Regions from separate parts of the Homo sapiens genome. Here region 1 is linked to region 2. A link is a contact called in ENCODE Hi-C data. All regions are on one chromosome and are shown on one strand. The core of a region is the stretch at or near the end of the contact, and the rest is flanking DNA. Distances in the headings are between cores, read along the strand shown.

Region 1 (6,614 bases), core at 898-3,397, 3.7 Mb after region 2:
AAAGCGCCCCGTCCCAAATCTAAATAAACCTTACATAGATGAGGCTCCGGAAATTATCAGCTTGATTCTTTATGAAGATAGTTAGAGGTGGATAAATCAATAGACTCGCTGAAACACCCACCTTCTGCAAACAGGCCTGAGAATTAACTAATCAGAAGTGGACAAAAAGTAGGGATTTCAGAAAGATGACCTGACACATCCCATTGATCTTCCCTGGAATGCGACCCCCAACTCCTTATTAAGAGTCCAAAATGGTTACCAGCCAGGATGGGTCTGGGTGAGGAATCGAATTACAACCCACTTCAATCCTCGACCTGGTCGTTTGCTGTTATTAGGAGAAATGGGGCAGAGAGGGAGGGCACCGCTCACGGAGCCTCATTTCGCATGCTCCGATCCCCTCTCGGCGTCCCTCTACTCCGCCCCTACCCTGACCGCCCGCGAGGGAGACGCCGGCCGATGGACCCGCATCTGCCCTCACCTCTCGCCTTCCCCGGGCGATCCCTCTACAGTCCCGGACCCCCGAGAAAGGGGAAGGGAGACGTGTGCACACGGGGGCTTCCGGGACCGCGGTCCTGCAGTTGCCGCTCCGGTCCCCAGCGCTGGCCGGCGACCCGAGGCGCGGCTCGCACCTACCTGCAGCCCCGCTTCCCGGTGGCGGCAACACCTAGCGATGCTCCTGCAGCTTTTGCGGGCCGGCGCCAGCCTTATCGCTCTCGCATCGCTTCCAAGATGCCAATCCGCCGTCACCATCCAGGGGCATAGGGAACCGAAGTCTGGTGCTGTGTGATCGTGGAGGGCGGCGTGTGAGTGTGGCCCTGAGCGTGCGAGTGTGCGCGCGCGTGTGTGGATGTGTTTCCTCCTCCGATGGCAAAGACGGTTCAGGAATCTGACATCCAAGCTGGAATCCCCCTGAAGCGGGTGAAGGTGAGCCTGATCCTTCTCCCCGCTTCTTTATTCCACAGTGTCAAAGTAATCAAAAGATTTGTTTACTGAGGAAAAGCCAAAGTCCCGCAGCCCTTGGCAGCGCCCGCGGTCGCCTCCTGTCCTCGCCGGATGCGCGCGGTGCGCTCAGCTCCCTGGACTGCAAGAATCAAGGCGGTCTTGCTGCAATTACCGCTCTTATTCCATCTCTGATTTGTTTGCTTTTAAGGCCGACTAAAGACTTTTCCTCTCGCCTCACGTCGTCTCTCCCTCTCACACACACACACACTCACACATCCTCCGTTCCCTCTCTCCCGCCCTCCCTCTTGTTCTCTGGGGAAAGGCAATTGGACAGAATGATTCACCTTCAGGAAAGCAGCCTCGGCCACGCACTTCTCGAGTTCCCTGGCTCTCGCAGGTACCGGGTCTCCAACGTGGCGGAGTTGCTGGGAAGCTCGGGACAGGAAGGAGGAGAGGCTCTGAGCTCAGCCGATGTCCCCCCTCCAGACGCCCGCGTTCCTCCGTCCAGGTGCCCCTGTTCCCACTGCTCGCAGATAGGTCCCCGCTGGTGCCCTCGCGGAGACTTGGCGCCTTCCACTCGAATCCACTTAGCAGCAACTCCTGGCCAGCTTCAGCCCCTCAATCCCGCCTCGAAGTGCTGCGGGCAGAGCCCCACGCAGCCCACCCGCTGCCCTTCTAGGCATCGTGGGCTGGAAGGAAGGGAAACCCGCCGATGTCCCCCTGGTAGCAGTGCCCTGGCACCGTCACCACCGAGGAGGTGCGAGTTCCAACATCGAACACAAGCGAGCAGGTGTCGCCTGTGTCACTTTGCTAAAGGCGGGAGGGGAGAAAGAAAGGAGCGGGGGGAGGGGGCCGAGGAAACAAATCCAGATCACCGGCGGAGAAAGAAGCCGTTTAGCAAGCAAAGCCTCCTCTCCGCGTCCCACCCCAGATGCTATACTGTCAAAAGACACTGATGCTAATCTTTTAGAAAGTCGCCATAAAGGGCAGAGCCCCTGCTCCACTCTAGAACCCTATTCCACCCAGCCTGGCTGTCCAGTGAGTACAGAGTGACTTGGCTCCCCCGTATAGTGCAGCGAGAATGCAGGAGAATAGGTCCTGACACTCCAGGTTGAGTTAAGCAGTAAAATGGAATGGCAGGGCCGGGCGGCGTTGCCTCGCCTCTCTCTCCCAACAGCCAGTTCTGTTAGCCCCAGCAACTGCCGTTGAGAGCAAACAACGGTCCTGCAGAAAAAGAACGAGACAGTAAAAGATGAGGAGGCAACTGGTATAAAAGCTGGACTATGTCTCCCTCTAGAGGGTCAACCGGATTAGAACGCTTTACTAGATGTAACAGACCAGTTTCTCTCCATAAAGAAAAAGAAAAAAATATCTGGTTTCAGATAATTTGCATTTTTACAAATTACAACTTCTCAAGGATTTAGACGGAGGATTTTCACTGCAGCCCTATTAAGCAAAGCCCTTGCTAAAGGAACGTCGTGATATTCATGACGCTGGAAGGTCATGTCCTTACATGTTTGGTCAAATTGGGTGTCGGTTTAAGCGCTGTGCATATGAGCTCAAATGAAGGGTCTTCTGAGGCTCACTTCGATCATGTTTGGAGATGAGCAAAACCTTAATCTAGTGATTAGAAGACTATTCAAAAATGAATAATTAGTAAGAATGAATTCAGAAAAAGAAAATCTGAAACAAAGAAAGGGAATGCTGACCCAGGAAATTTTACAAGTCCTTTACAAGGAAAGATAACTCAAGAATCTGGTTTTGGAGCCAGTTTTCATACCTCTTTTTCAACTAGACCAATAATGGTCAAGATAGCTAAATTCCTTCCAGCTCTAAAGGTCTGTGCTTTTATATAGCTGTGATTCACTGAAACCATTGACAAATTAGGTATCACAAGCTCTCTTCACCAGCTATAAAATAAAAGTAATACTACATACCATATTTACAAAGAAATATAGAATATGTGCTTCACTTAGCTATTTTATCTTAACATGCTTAGTAAATCAACCATATTTTGTATCTAAAATGCATCAAGTAATTTAATTATGTTGAGGTGGTCATTTTTATAAAAAATAGCTCCACCGATTTTATAAAGTTTTGTTACATCAGTCCAAATCAAGCTAGGTCCCATCTGTAACCTTAACATTTAGATTTTTGTGAACTTACTATTTGAGCTGGGGGTTTGCTTTCAAAATGTTTCTGTATGTTCAAAAATTGTAAAATGTGTATTAAAGTTATTATTAAACACCCTTCCATTCACTCTGAATTTCTGGAGCAGTTCTATTTTAACTTGATAATCTAAATTAGCACAGTCATAAAGAAAGAAAAGAATGTATTTTTTAAATAGCTGAGACTAGTTGAAATCATTTAAAACAAAGCACCAAAACTAAACAAGGCAAGTTTTACCGTAACTAATTGCTCTATGGCATATTTGACTTTGTCTAGTAGTATACAGCAATCATTTGTTTCCAAGGATCTCTCAGATAGTCTCTTTCAAAAGATTTATGCCATGTGATTAAATATTTCATTCCACTTACATAGTAACTTATATCCAGGAAAGCAACGTTTACATTTTAAAACACCTGGCACTGTTGCACTGCAAATCTTACAGTATTTTTTTGTCTGCTGTGTTCAATAGTGTGATGAAATTCAAGCAGGAATGACATTGGAAACTTGGACTCTGTACTAGAAAGAAGTCACTTACAAAATCACTTTAGAACATTGGCTTTCTTTTCACACACACACACACACACACACACATACAAAAAAACATAAAGCATACATTATAATCTTTCTACCTTCTAATTCATTAACTTTTTGTGGTTGTAATCTATAGTTTTGTCATCTTGTTAAAATTTTATTTGTATTGTTTAAGTGTGGGACATTTTCAGCCTTATTTTTCTAACTAAACCCACTGTGTTTTTACAATATATGAAAAAGTAAAGAGAACAGATATATAAATTAATTACAAAATAGAACAAAATTTCTTATCCAATGTCATATGATGCTGAAATTCTATCATAACCTCTGTGCTTTTTGTAAATAATTCCCAATAATTTTTAGATCAAGATATTCCTATTTCCAGCATCTCCTAGACAAAATAAAATCTTTTGCATTCTCTTCAAAGGAAACAAAGTAGTAAAGATTCTCCTAATTTAACAGAAATTTTTTGTTGATACTTCTTACCTTCTACAGGCATGCCTCAAAAATGTTGCAGGTTTGGTTCCAAACCACCACAAATATTGCAATAAAGTGAGTCACACAATTTTTTTGGTTTCTCAACACATGTGAAAGTTATGTTTACACCATACTGCAGTCCATTAGGTATGCAATAGCATTTTGTCTTAAAAATGTACATATCTTACCTTGAAAATGGTTTAATGCTTTTTTTAAAAAAAGTGTACTGATGATCTGAGCCTTCAGTGATTCCTAATCTCTTTGCTGATGGAGAGTCTTGTTTCAGTGTTGATGGCTGCTGATGGATCAGGGTAGTGGTTGCTGAAGGTTGGAATTGCTGTGGCGATTTCTTAAAATAAGACAATAATGAGGTTTGCTGTGTCAATTGACTCTTCCTTTCACAAAAGATTTCTCTGTAACATGCAATGCTGCTTGATAGCATTTTATCCACAGTAGAACTTCTTTCAAAATTGGAGTTAGTCCTCTCAACTCTGCCACTGCTTTATCAGTCAGGTTTATAAAATATTCAAAATCCTTTGTTGTCATTTCAACAATATTCACAGCATCTTCACCATGAGTAAATTCCATCTCAAAAAAAACTACTTTGCTCATCCACAGAAGCAACTCTTCTAGCATCTAGAATGGTGAATGATCTCCAGAAGCTTTTCAATTTACTTTGCCCAGATCCATCAGAGGAATCATTATCTATGACAGATGTAGCCTAGCAAAATATATTTCTTAAATAAGAAGACTTGAAAGGCAAAATTACTCCTTGACCTATGGGCTGCAGAACAGATGTTGTGTTAGCAGGCATGAAAACAACATGAACCTTCTTGTACATCTTCATCAGAGCTGTTGGATGACCAAATGTATTGTCAATAAGCAGTAGTATTTTGAAAGGAATCTTTTTGTGAAGCCAGTAGCTCTCAACAGTAGGCTTAAAATATTTAATAAAATATGCTGTAAACAAATGTGCTGCTATCAGGCTTTCTTTTTCCATTTATAAAACACAAGCAGAGTAGATTTATTATAATTCTTAAGGGCCATACGATTTTCAGAATAGCAAATGAGCATTGGCTCCAACTTAAAGTCACCAGCTGCATTATCCTCTAACAAGAGAGTCATCCTGTCCTTTGAAGCTTCGAAGCCAGGCACTGACTTCTCTCTAGCTGGGAAAGTCCCAGATGTCATCCTCTTCCAATATAAGGATGTTTATTTACATTGAAAATCTGTTGTTTAGTGTATCCACCTTCATCAATGATCTTAGCTAGATCTTCTGGATAACTTGCTGCAGCTTCTACCTAAGCACTTACTGCCTCACCTTTTACTCATGTATTATGGAGACAGCTTCTTTCTTTAAATCTCATGAACCAACCTCTGCTAGTTTCAAATTTTTCTTCTGAAGATTTTTTACCTTTCTTTCAGCCTTTATAGAATTGAAGAGAGTTAAGGCTTTGCTCTGGATTAGACCCTGGCTAAAAGGAATGTTGTGGCTGGTTTGATTTTCTATCTAGACCACCAAAGCTTTCTCTATGTCAGCAATAAGACTGTTTTGCTTCCTTATCATTGTGTGTTCACTGGAGCAGCACTTTTCATTTCCTTCTTGAACTTTTCCTTTGCATTCACAACTTGCCTAGCAGTTTGGCTCAAGAGGCCTAGTTCTCAGCTTTTGACATGCCTTCCTCCCTATTAAGCTTTTGATTTAAAGTGAGAGACATGAGACTCTTCCTTTCATTTGAACACTTACAGACCACTGTAGGGTTATATTAATGGGCCTAATTTCAATATTAGGTCAGGGAATAGGGAGACCCCAGGAGAGAGAGGGAGTTGGGGGAACAGCCAGTTGGTGAAACAGTCAGAACCACACAACATTTATTAATTAAGTTTGCCATCTTACATAGGCACAGTTCATTGCATCCTAAGACAATTATAATAGTAACATCAAAGACCAGTGATCACAGACCGCCATAACAGATACAAGAATAATACAAAAAGTCTGAAATATTGTGAGAATTACCAAAATCTAACACAGAGACATGAAGTGAGCACATGCTGCTGAAAAAATGGCACTGAGGGACTTATTCAACACAGGGTTACCACAAACCTTAAATTTGTAAAAATAAAAGAAAATAATAATAATAAATAAAAACAATATTTGCAAAGTGCAGCAAAGAAGGGGTCTCCAACCCCCAGGGACTGGTACCCTCCCTGTTAGTAACCCAGCCTCACAGCAGGGGTGAGCTGTGGGCAAATGAGCATTACCGCCTGAGCTCCATCTCCTGTCAGATCAGCTGCGGCATTAGATTCTCACAGGAGCCTGAACCCTATTGTAAACTGCACATGCAAGGGATCCAGGTTGTGCGCTCCTTATGAGAATCTAATGCCTGATGATCTGAGGTGGGATGGTTTCATCCCGAAATTATCCCCCACCAACTGTCCATTGAAAAAAATTGTCCTCCATGAAACCGGTCCCTGGTGCTGAAAAGGTTGGGGAC
Region 2 (6,941 bases), core at 3,905-6,404:
TTGGCCTAGTAACTCTTCATGCATGTTTGTTGTATTCAGAAAGTCCCAAGTTAATTAATTCCTCTGGGTCAGTGTCTCTCAAACTTTAGTACATATTAGAATCACTTGGAGGGCTTGTTAAAACATAGATTTCTGGGATCCATCCCCAGAATTTCTGAATCATTGTGTGGAGTGGAGCCTGAGATTGGCATTTCTGAACAGTTCCCAGGTGATGCCAAGGCTGCCTGCCTGGGGGCCATATTTTAAGAACTGTTAGGTATATTTAGGTATATGTTAGATACCTGGATTGGATGAGTTGAACTTCAGTTAAGATTGTGATAAGCAGACTACATTTCAAATCTTCTCATCTTTTCCATCTGTGTTTTTACTTACCATTACTATCCAATCCTCCATCAGTTTCGCCTGAAGTACAAGAGCCTCCAAACTGGTCTCCAACATCCTTTCTTGCCTTCCTCCAATTTATCCTCTACAGAGCAGCCAGGATTATATTTTTAAAGCCTAAATCAGATCATTTTACTCTCTTGCTTAAAGCTCTTTGAACACTTTTAGTAGCACGAACTCCATAACACCCAGTCTTTGACCCGTGGCTCTCCAGGGCTTGCGTGATTTGGTCCCTGCCCATCTTTCTATCTTCATCTCCATCTCCTGCCTTCCTCCCTGTGATTCACTAAGCTTTTGTCACACTGACATGCTTTCAGCTCCTTCAAACACACCAACATTTTCTCCCTTGAGATTTTTAACCCCCACCCCCTGGCATGCCCTTTGCTGCCATAACCTCTCTTCATCTACTCTATGTCTGGCTAGATCTTCCTTTTCTTTCAGATGTCAGCTTAAATATTATCTACACAAAAACATCTTTTTTGATCATACACAATTAAAGTATGTCCCTCCTTTTATCCTGTTTCTTATTAGACTTTATTATATTCTTTTATTGCCTTTACCACAGTTGTTTACTTTTCTCATTAGGCTCTAACTTGCTTGAGAATGGGACCATGTCAACACAGTGCCCGAGAGACACTAAGTATTTGATTTGTTGAATCACTGAAGACATAAGAGCAAACAAGCTGTTACTGAGTAATATTTATTCCCTGGGTTCAACTAGAGTAAGGATCCTGTCACTTGGGATGTTGAAACTTCAATTAATGCTACTGATGACTTTGCTCTGAGTTCTACCCATCTTTCCATCCCTGACTTGTGAAATTTTTGGTGGCCACCTTCAGCATGATTAGTATTAAGTCACAAGGCTTCACACCATTGCTTCAGTTCTACCTCATGCTATTCCAAAGAGCCTCCTGAGAGGGCTTCCCTAAGAGCTGAGAAAATTGAGAGGCTTTGATTAAATCAGAGTGTGTCCAGAACTAGAGAAGAAATTATCCTTTGGCAGTTTAGACTACATCAAAGACCACATTAGGATATTGTATTTAGTTTGGTATAAAGAAAAGTTGGAGCCTATTCAATAGAAGGAAGCCAGTACAGTCCAGAATTTGCGAAGTCTGTCACAGGAAGAGCAGTGAATAACTGGGAGAAACCTGGGAAGGAAGAAGCTGTCATCTTGGGAAAGAATGAAGCTTGTACTAACTTGTCCTAGAGGGGATGGCATATATTAGACAGAAGTTATAGGGAAGTGGATTTTGAGTCAACATAAGAAGGCATTTTCAACAAGTAGAGTTGTTGATAAATAGAATGAATTTACCTTGTGAGTGAAATTCTCTCATAACTGGAAGTGTTCAGACAGAAACAGTGAAAAAGGTGAGAGGAAGAAGGGAATTAACATTTACTGTGAACCAGTTATTTTACCTATATAGTTATATGGAGGAAATCTTATTTTCCTGGCAGAAGACTTTTCCAAATCTGTACTATCTTCCTGGTGGAGGTGATATTTCGAGATGCCTCTTGGATTGGGTGTGGTGGGTGAGATGCTCACAGAACATGTTCGAGGCAGAGTAGATGATCGTGGCTCAGTTGACCAACAAGCTTTTATTTTGCTGAATTTTATTTGTAAACTGAAGAGATAACTCAATATTTCAAAATAATCAAAGAAGGGTGAGGAAGATTTTTAGGGAGATTAATTTAGGGAAGAAAACAATGTGAGACGGGGTAGCTGCCAGAGGAGAGAAATTCTGAGGGAACAACAGAGATACTTGATGGGAATTTGATGATGTTTCTGCTGTGGGTCTACAATATAAAATCATTTTTCCCCCCATCTCCCCATATAATTTCTGCAAAATATATATTTCTTTGTTAATGAACTGTGGCTTTGGCTACATTTTGTAGAAATCAATAAATACTAAATTTAGCCCTAAAACTGGTTCACAGCAACCACGGTGGACCATGGAAAAACACACCTGTGTCACACATCTCAATTCTCATAGCAACAGGATGCAGCGAGCAATTGTGTCTTCATATACAGATGAAGAAAATGAGGTCCAGGGAAATCGAAATCAGTAGGTTATTTATCTTATTTATTCTGTAACAGAGGCAACTTGAAAGAAATTCATTCCTTGGATGTAAGTGCACTGAAATGGCTTCCGGGATGTGAGAATGGACACACATTGGTGTGTATTGAATCAAATCTGCCAGATTATCTTCAATATCTTTTATTTCTTAAAATTTCATGGAGCAGGAAAGAGTGTCCAAGAGTGATCTCTCTGATAATACATGAACAAAGAGTTGTAGTAGTGATGCAAATAGAGATTACGAGGTAGTGACTTCGTAGGACTGGATGCTATAGACAGGGCTGGCTTTGTGTGTGAGTCCAGTTCAGTCATACAAAACCCATGCTTATAAGAAGCCTACACTTGATTTAGTGCTCTGCTGTTGCTATCTTGAAATTCTTAATAATTTTAAATTTTTAATAATTTTTGAATAAGGAGTCTTGCATTTTTATTTGCACTGAGCCCACAAATTATATAGCTGATCCTGGCTACAGTCAAAGAAGTTTTATACCTGGTACTGGCATATTATCCAAGGAGCCTGACAATGTTTTAGAGGCCGCAGAATCTTGATCTTAGAAGGGAACTTGGCCTAGCACCCAATTTAGTAGTTTTCACTACTCTCTATTTAGCAGAATCACCTAAAGAACTTTTGAAAAATATGTATATCTGTGTCCCAAACCCCAAAATCCCAGATTTAATTGGTGTGGGTGGGACATCATCTTTTTTTAAAAGCTCTCCAGCTTATTCTGAAAACTACTGACCTAATTCATTGGTACCTACTATTGGTACCTACTATATAGTTATGCCTGATTTGTTAAACTTCATTTACTCATTCACCAAATGTTGACTAAGTTTCTACTATGTGTAGAACATTGTAATAAGTTTTATAGGGCATAGGTAGATGAATAAACAAAGGTCATTGCCATCAAGAATCTAATAATATAACACATTTTCTAAGTGCTTTGACCTCCCAGTCCATCTCTCTGGTTCTCTTGCTTCCTTCCTCTCTCTTTCCAGACTGAGTCTTTAGCATCATTATACAACTTCTTTTCCCTGAAAGGTCCAAAAGCTTTAAATAATGTAACTTTTTTTCTCATCAAAATGTTTGGGCTCCCAATGTAATCCACATCCCTGCCTCTAGGTACTACTATACTCCTAGAGAACTGGCGTATACATTTATAAAGGCCCATTGTTAGAAGAAATTTACTTTGACAATAAGCAGCCCCAATCTTTATAGGCATGTTTCAGAGCAAAGCTCACTCATTTTGTCTCCTACAAGAGCTCCTCATCATCACCACCTGGGTTGTAATTGAAAGTTTAGGTGTGTTTTGCAGTCATTTTCCTTGGCATGAAGCCAGCAGGGAATGTCCTCCAATAATATAAATGCAACGTGGGTGTGGCACAGCCCATATTTTTAATCTCAAAAGGAGTGTTTATTGTTAACATTTGGGAGGATGGAGGATAGGGAATTAATTCTTTGTGTTTCTCTTTCTTGGGTATTTTCTTAGCTACAGGAGCCATGAAAGGCTCTTGCTGTGACCAAAAACCAATTATAAATCTGTTTAGGAATTCATTTTTCATCTATTCCTAGCCCCACATTCCCTGAATCCCCACACTAGTTTAGGATTCATGACCATCCCTTTCTGAGGACCTCCTGCCTCGGCCACAAGTACTATGGGGAACACTCACAGCTTCTTCATGAAGGATTATTTAGAGCTCTAATGCCTGTGAAAGGAATAGTTTTACTTAATTCTTGGTCATGCAGGGAGTGGGCCTATAGTTTTAGGGCTTTGAAGAAGAGTCTACTGGGTGAATGTCCTCTCTCCTCAATCACCACCTTCTTTACACATATCTTTTTATACGGCCTGCAGTCAAATACTTCAAACCCTCACCTGGGAAACTCAACTATATTCAACAGTAGGAGAAAGTCCACTGGCCTGCCTACCTCCAGCCATGGTTGTTTGCCTCTCCTAAATCAGTGCTAATTCCAGAAAGAGGGGTGGGGCTCTGCCTCCCTGAGAGAGCCAAGGGCATATCCAGCTTTTGTGTGGTCAGGAGTATATACAGTTTTGAGGCTCCCTCTTTGTTCTAGAAAAAGAAGACAAAATTATGAATTAAAAATTAGGTAAATGATTGAACGATAAAAGAATTCTCAATTAATTACTAGAGTCTTGGTGGCCCAGCAATTCTTTAGATCTTTTTAAAGCAATTTACCAAAATGCTTACATCAAAATGCTCTCTGATTGCCACCTGGCTTCTCCTTACCACCTAGAATGCTTCACACTTCCTAGCACCTCACAGCCCTCATGAGACTCTGAGCAGGTGCAGGGACCTGAGGCAGAAGCTTCCTTAACTTTAGGGTGAAATATTCCAATTGTTTCCTGTTCTCATCAGCCAGGGGCAAGAGGCTGATTCATGCTGGTTTATTTACAAGGTGGTACCTCTAGCTGAAGTGAGGACTTCTTTCTGTTAGAGATACATGGCCTTCTCTCATATGAAGAAAGACTATTTCTGTTCTTAACAGAACTCTGATTTTTACCACTTCTTAGTTATAAGTCTCCGCATTATCCTGTTCCTCCCTGGTTCTGGCTTAGATTACAAGAGCTTGTATTTATTTTAAATGTCTTCCACTGCCACACAGATGGAGAAACATCAACTCTTGGTTCCAAATTTACCCCTTAAAAGAAGAATGTTCCAGTTCTTCCTGCCATATGTGTGCCGCTGACTCAGAGAGCAAGAATGTGGTGGGAAAACAGACTGTGTTTACAGATGTCTTCTGCATGGCCTGTGCATCTCATAGACACACTGGCAACACATACCAGCACACACATGCCGTCTACGTGCTCTGAAATGACTTCCAGGGTGTGAGAATGGACACACATTGGTGTGTATTGAATGCAGTGGGACTTTATCCTGGCCGAGGAAATTCTGTAAACACCTAATGGTGGAAAACACCGACTTTAAAATAGTTTAAAACTATAATTGTTTGTAAACCCTGGTAAAGCTAGAGCTGGTTCTCTTTAAATGAGGCAAGAGTGTAACATCCAAGATTCATTCCACGCCAAAATTCTCTGGAGCATGAGTGATGGTAAGAAAGGCTATTAGGTTAACAAGAACATCAAATGGATAGAATAATCTTATTTCTCTCTCTCAGTGGAGGTTCTGTTTTGAATCTGCTGGAGTCTAATAATTAGTTGGTGTTGCTCTGAATTGTATCTGACATGTCTCTTCATGTTAGCTTTGCTGCATCTTATGCTTTAGGCTTTTGCAAGCTTCTCTGGATTAACGGATGGGGAGGGAGAATAAAAGGGTACTACCCATGGTGCCCAGAAGCAAAAGGAAAGCAAGTGAGAAGAAGGTGCATGTGGATGGAATTCCGAGAAGGGCCCACGCCATTCAGACTTAAGAACTGCTAAGTCCCAAAGGAGATACTTCTAGCATCTAGCAGGCATCTGGTAACCTAACCTCTCTGTATCGCACATCCACCCAACCCACCTTTCCACTGGGAGTGTCAAAGTATGTAATGAAGCTCCCTGTCTTCCGTAAAGAAGTATCCTGCTTAGTATATGTAAACACAACACCTTGATCTTTTTTGTTTTGGAAAATAAAAACAAAACAAAATATCCAAAATAAACCAGAGATTTCTTTAAAAAGAAACGCACGCAAATAAAAACAACAACAAAAGACACTTTGAGTTTGTACTCCTGATGGAAAAATCATTACTGTGGACAAAGTTATGAGAAGTCAAAGTATAGTTTGTTTTTAATAAGAGCTATCATTACATTCATGCTCAGGATGTGGCACTCAGAGTACTACGTATGTGTCACCACAGCTAAGATAGGTACTGTTACTCCAGGTAAGTAGAGTTCCCCCAAAATTCATGCCTACCTGGTACCTCAGAATGTGACCTTATTTGGAAGTAGGGTCTTTGCAGGTGTAATCCAGTTAAGATGAGGTCATACTGGATTAGGGTGGACCCTAATCCAAGGATAAATGTCCTTCTAAGAAGAAGGTAGTGGGATACAGACACAGAGAGAAAACATCACGTGAAGACAGAGACATAGAAGAGAAGGCCATGTGATGGTGAAGGCGGAGATGGGAGTGATGCATCTGCAGGTTAAGGAAGGCCAAGAATTGCTGGCATTTCCAGAAGCTAGAGGAGGCCAGGAAGGATCCTCTCCCAGAGGCTTTAGAGAGAGCATGACCCTGAGAACACCTTCGTTTTAGACTTCTGGCTTCCGGAACTGTGACAGAATAAATTTCTATTGTTATAAGTCACTGGGTATGTGGTAATTGGTTATGGTAGCCCCGAAGAAGTAACATACAGATGAAGAATCTGTGCTTCTGATGGTCTTGCTGAAGCTCCTTGTGCAGGGGACGTGGTGAGCTGGCTACACACACAGCCTTCCACCTCGGCAGGGAAACTGCACAGTGAGGAGCACAGGGGCAGTCACAGCCAGTTCCTGGGCTCATAATCGACGACATTGGTCTTGTCCATTTGGACAG

Evidence for each region. Hi-C counts contacts between places; a loop is a spot of excess contacts on that map. Pooled maps may share reads with other maps.
Region 1: a loop to region 2 is called in a pooled map, with 2.4 times the contacts of the local background. The contact joins the promoter of TAFA2 here to the enhancer-like site in region 2. A Hi-C loop is called at or near these places in 1 of 168 maps with a recorded cell type or tissue (MCF 10A), 1 of 37 single-sample maps with no recorded cell type and 4 of 50 pooled maps.

The regions. Positions count from the first base shown.
Region 1 is chr12:62,190,626-62,197,239 of GRCh38, forward strand. It overlaps TAFA2 (TAFA chemokine like family member 2), which reads right to left and starts at 2,148. Exons shown (of 5, transcript NM_178539.5): 1 at 634-2,148. RefSeq lists an enhancer at 1,540-2,073 and a silencer at 3,443-3,737.
Region 2 is chr12:58,532,322-58,539,262 of GRCh38, forward strand. No RefSeq gene overlaps it. Among named protein-coding and RNA genes, the nearest start is that of LINC02388, 250 kb to the right of the region's middle. Within about 2 kb of position 5,155, at least 2 of the 41 ENCODE cell types and tissues checked have a DNase peak (open chromatin) inside an H3K27ac peak, as active enhancers do.